Linked DNA regions of Homo sapiens: region 1 is linked to region 2. The links are chromatin loops, found by intact Hi-C in ENCODE. Cell type or tissue: mammary epithelial cell. All regions are shown on one strand. Links, peaks and the distances in the headings refer to the core of each region. The heading gives the core; the rest is flanking DNA.

Evidence for each region. Peaks named below come from ENCODE experiments on the same cell type or tissue, not always from the same donor. Only the 100,000 strongest peaks of a DNase experiment are listed, where the experiment ranks them.
Region 1: it touches region 2 in a loop (18-fold over the local background); 25 of 110 quality-filtered maps call a loop at or near these places.

Annotation. Positions count from the first base shown.
Region 1 is chr2:105,293,956-105,296,761 of GRCh38, forward strand. It overlaps TGFBRAP1 (transforming growth factor beta receptor associated protein 1), which reads right to left. Exons shown (of 12, transcript NM_004257.6): 4 at 2,401-2,555. Among named protein-coding and RNA genes, the nearest start is that of TGFBRAP1, 34 kb to the right of the region's middle. In mammary epithelial cell, for the core only: a CTCF peak has its summit at 1,128 (motif pointing left); DNase peaks (open chromatin) are centred at 226 and 1,096; H3K27ac peaks cover 805 bases.
Region 2 is chr2:105,113,094-105,115,899 of GRCh38, forward strand. No RefSeq gene overlaps it. Among named protein-coding and RNA genes, the nearest start is that of MRPS9-AS1, 12 kb to the left of the region's middle. In mammary epithelial cell, for the core only: a CTCF peak has its summit at 1,573 (motif pointing right); no DNase peak of the experiment used is centred there.

The sequences.
Region 1 (2,806 bases), core at 119-2,618, 180 kb after region 2:
AAAGGGAAGGCTTAGTGAAGAGGAGATATTTATGCGAGGTATCAAAACTATTTTTTCGAGTAGAGAAGTACCCTCCAGTAATTGCAGGGTAAAGGGCCCTGTGGGAAGCGCCAGCCTGACTTAGCCAGCCTGATGCCCAGAGGCATGGCTGATCTGCCATGTCTTGTCTGTGAAATGAGGACAATTGTACCAGTCATTACCGAATTCTTTTGAGGGTTAAAACAACAAATGTTTTTAAATGCCTTGAAGCGTTCCTGACATACTATCCGGCTCACTGGTTGTTTGTTCTCTTTGTCTTCCACCCTTTGAGGCAGAAATGTAGAATGTAGGCATGTGCTTCATAGGAGTGAGGGTGTGTGTGTGTGTGTGTGTGTGTGTGTGTAAAAGACAAGGAGGCCACAGAAGAGGGTGGGGTCAGCCATGCTTCAAGGTTGTGGACTTGACCTGGGCAACGAGATGCCCCCTAAAGTATTTTAAGCAAAGGACTCGGTCCGTAATGGAAAAAGATCATTTCCATATAGTTGCATGGATGATGGACTGCAATCACACAAGGAGGCTGTTAAAAACGTGGGCAAAAGTGAGCATGGTCTGAATACCAGCAGTAACAGTGGGAACTGAGAATAATGGGTGAACTCGAGATAATTCTGAAGGTGTATTTCCAGGGCTGGAGATAGGAGCTTGCAGTAATACAGGGAGAAGCGGGAAGCAGGTTAGAAAAGAAACAAACAAACAAAAAAACCCTGAGATACCAGATTGGAGAACAAGATGACTAATATTTTCTAATACTGACTGTGTAGCTCTACCCTGGCAAAAAGCATAGGGAAGAAAAGAGCAAAAATCAGATACACAGCATTGAAAGCCTCTGTAAGAAAATGCTACACGCTTAAAATGTGCACATGGTGTGTGTGCAAGAAGGGAATACTCCACAGTGGCAGCTGGAAAACCTTGGAATGTGGCCCCCCTGGACTTCCACACATCCACCGAGAGCAGCTTGCAGGAGAGGAGAAGGGGCTGAGAGCACATGCGGCAGTGGCAGGCCTGGGACTGGCGATCTGCCTCTGGTCTGCACCCTCCCCTCCAGGGCACAAGAAGCTCAGCAGCTTTCTTCTTTTTGCCTTTGCTGCCCCCTGCTGAATGCTAGTAGATCAGTCTTACTCAAAAGTTAGCAACAAAGATGAAAACTTTATCAACGTTTAAATGTAGAAAAGAGGTCCTGCTCACCTTCACAGCCCACAACCATAAATCACACAACCTGTCTTCTTTCATTTTCAGAATCTACCCTTTTCTGCATAAAGCACCTGAGGCCAAAGAACATATCATTCCACAACAATTACACTGTCTTCTCTAAAATCTGACCAATATTAAGAACTTTTTCATTATTAATTTAGATATTCATACAAAGCACACATACATAGCAATATTATGTTTTGTTCCCCTCAAATATGGAATAACCTGTACAACCTAATAACTCATCAAGTAACAGTTTTTAGGAGACCCGATTTATATCAATTGCATTTATTATACCAAATTATATTTAAAATGAGTGTTTCTTAAGTGCATTAAAAATGTTCTCCTGGCCGGGCACGGTGGCTCACGCCTGTAATCTCAGCACTTTGGGAGGCGGAGGCGGGTGGATCACGAGGTCAAGGGATCGAGACCATCCTGGCCAACATGGTGAAACCCCATCTCTATTAAAAATACAAAAATTTGCTGGGTGTGGTGGCGGGCGCCTGTATTCCCAGCTACTCGGGAGGCTGAGGCAGGAGAATCGCTTGAACTCGGGAGGCAGAGGTTGCAGTGAGCCGAGATCGCGTCACTGCACTCCAGCCTGTCGACAGAGCGAGACTCCATCTCAAAAAAAAAAAAAAAAAAAAAAAGTTCTCCTAAGGAAATCAACTAGATGGGGTTCCTACAATACCAATTTAGTTAGCAAAATGGTTATCAATATGTTTAGTAAAGCTTTTCCTACAGATGATAGAAATCTAAACTTTAATTCAACCCCTTCCTGACAAATACAAATTCTAAATTCAGAGACAAATTAACCTGACCTCACTCTTTTGCTTTATAAGAACTATGTTATTGATCCTTCTCTGAAGGTCCACGGAAGAGGAAAGTTGATTAGAAATACAAGCCTATATCTAAAATAGCAGAATTAAGTCACAAGTTAGAAGCCTGACTTCTCCACTCTTGGCAGTGCCTTCTCAGTCACAAGCTGTTTGACCGCCCTAAAGCCTGTTTCCTTATCTACACAATATGTATTTGTTGAGAAAATTAAACAACAGATATAAAAGCAGTGTGTACAGCCCGGTACACAGGAAGGGCCGATGCATGTTAGTTAAATCTGAATGTCCTCTAACTGGTGACTTAGAGGCATATTTCTGTGACCAGTTAATTACAAACCTGAAATTTTTCCTTTGGAATGTTCCTCCGGGCTCCTTTTGCTAAAACCAAAGCCTCTTCTACTCTGCGGCTTGCTAGAAGATCCTGTATTTGTTTTTCCAAAGGTAATGGAACCAAGATGTAAACTCCTTTACTTGTGGCAACGATCACTCTTCCTGTGAAGAAATTCAGCATTGTTGGAAAGAGAAAAAACACACTGCCTGCAAAAAAACACACTGCTTTCCCCAAACTGGATCATTACCTGATTTGTTCAACAACTTCACCATAGTTTTCTCAAAGGAATTCCTACAAAAATTATAAATTATAATGCTTTTCTTTTTCCCACACTGTCAACTGTCAGAAAAGGGCAAACTCTTACTATGACATTTCCAAAGAATAATATCTTGCTTTCTTTTTTTGCCTTTTT
Region 2 (2,806 bases), core at 190-2,689:
AGAACCACTTCTCTAGTTTATTAAATGTTCTCAGGACAGGAACAGCATCAACTCAATGTCTCAAGTGGCGGGGAATTTAGGGATCATTTAATCCCACTGTTGTAAGCCATATGCTTCCCCAGGCAGGCAACAAATGCAGGGAGCATTGTAAGACCCTGGGCACCTTGGAAGCCAGAAGGTCTGCGGGGGGGATTTGGGGTCCACTGGTGTGCAATCTCTGACGCCCGCCCCTCATTGGCTTTAACAGATCAGGAGGCCCAGGCCCAAGGAGACTGTGGTTACCCTAACTGCTATGAAAATACGTAGAGTGAGGACTAAAAATAAAACCCTAAGCCCCCAGCAAGCTGAGTGGACTCCCTCTTGGCCAAGGGGGCCCCAGAGAAACCTTAAAGAAAATTCTGGGCCATAACGGGATGGGAGGTCTGTCTCATTATATAATACCTTCTCCCTTTTGCAGTTTAGACAAAACTGCCCGGCATTAATGTTATAATAGAGACCATAAGACTGACAGAACAAACTCATTATGGTACCAAATTATAAACAAGACCTAAGGCCATGGCAGGGAAGGGTTAAGTCATGCACCCAACATTTAAAGAATAAACTAGGTTCTAACTGCCAGAGGTTGTTCTCTCTAGCAGCTAAACCAGCATTGGCCTTGACATAAGCAATGTTGAACTAGTTGCAGCTCATCCACCACCAGACACTGACTAACTCACCCCCTTTCCACCAGCCATAACTACAGCTTTGATTGGACAAGAGACTGATTTCTGTAACTTTCTCCTGATAAGAGATCACAGGCCATGGACTGGTTCTGGCTGGTTTACAGAGGCCGACCACTTGGGTGTGTTGACGCCCTGCTTCACCTTTTGACATATAGGGCCTAATTATAATGCATTTAAATGTTACGTCTCCACCCCAAGGAGACCCTGGGATGTATATAACATGCATGTTTGCTTATCACACATGTGCAAGACCCCCTTTCATGAATATTCATGGCTCCTCCCATATCCTGTTGAATATGTATACCAGTTAAGCTGAAATTCCTGTCTTCTCCTTCCCTCCCTCCAAGTGCCTGCCTTTATGGCTTTGGCTGGAGGCTACACCTCCCAGCATATCGGAATGCCCACCTTATAGTCTGTAACCCTTTATAAGAAATAAAACTCTCCTGTCCAAAGTTATAGATTTCCTGATTTTTCCATTTACAATAGCAACTAAAAAGTTCAACCTGTTAATTTTATCAAATACTGACCAGCCCTGATTCCTGAATTGTGTTAACATAGTGATTCATTTGAAGTGAAAAAAGGCAAATTGTAACTAGTTCTCATATAAAGCAGTATGCATGTTATGTGCCTGTATTTGCCTAAAAATATATGTCTGTGTGGATAAGTCTAGATAACGAGATTATGGATAATGTTTACTTTCTTCATTTATATATGCTTGGAATTTTTTAAAGCTTGTTCATAATTCTTAAATGGCTTGGATTTCTTAAAACCTATGCATAAGTTTTAAGAGGGGAAAATACAGTGATTTTTGGTTGAAAATAAGAGCATCTTGATCTCTGTTAGTACCCTAGTTTAGCCACAAGATGGAGTAGTTTACAACCGAATAAGCAACTAGGCGCACAGAGACCAGGAGGAAGAGGATGCAATTCCTGCCCCACTCCTGGATTTAATCTAGTGATTCATGCGCATTTTAATGCCTCTTGAAAACATCAGGCATATTAATTATCCTTTCTAATCCATCTTTTGCAGATGAATCTCTAAATTCTGATTTTTTCTTATGCTTACATTGAGCCTATAATTATCTCGCCTATTGCATTGATTCCTTTCAATGAAAGAGGTAAATTATTAGAGAAGACTAGAAGCCAGAGCTAGGGTACTAGAAAAAAGCAGCAGCAGCTTTTTTCTTTCTTTCTTTCTTTCTTTGAGATGGGGTCTCATTCTGTCACTCAGACTGGAGTTCAGTGCTGCCATCACAGCTCACTGTAACCTCGGCTGCTGCTCCCAAGCGATCCTCCAACCTCAGCCTCCCAAGTAGCTGGGACCACAGACATGCACCACTACTTTCAGCTAATTTGTATTTTTTGTAGAGATGGGGTTTCGCCATGTTGCCCAGGCTGGTCTCGAACTCCTGAGCTCCAGTGATCCACCTGCCTTGGCCTCCCAAAGCGCTGGAATTACAGGCATGAGCTACTGCTCCCAGCCAACAGCAGCTTCTTCTAATGAAGGGAAATTCTTGCAGATGGGAGGCTGGGATCCACTTCTTCCACCCCATGTTGCTCTGTCCCTAGCATAGAATGGCTACCATTTGACTTTGAGTTGCCATTTCAAAATGCCTATTTGTATCAATGTTTTGAACCATTCATAAACTCTCTAAATGTTAGTGTACCCAAAAAAGATAAAAATAGAGATAATTTAACTCAAAATAGAAGAAAAATATTAAGAGGCTGAGGCTTAGGACTGCAGTCTATCCTAAGACTTGGGCGCGAGGAAGGTAGGGGTTCTATGACAAGCTGCTAGTGGGCTCCTCCAGGGACATGCCCCAGTAGAATGAAAGCTACGTACCCGTGTGCTGGATACAGGACTGGCAAGGACGGCTGTCTCTGCCCTGCCTGCCATTCGCAACCCATCCCGGCATGGCTCCTGGGCTGGGAATGTTGTTGAAGGTTTAGCGAGCATCTTTTCTATTAGAAGCATCCAAGCACACTTTGGACTGCGGGAAGGAGACACCCATTACCATCGACACTCAATCTCAACATCAGAGGTGAGGAGCTTTGAATGGAATGGCCACACCACATAAAATCCAT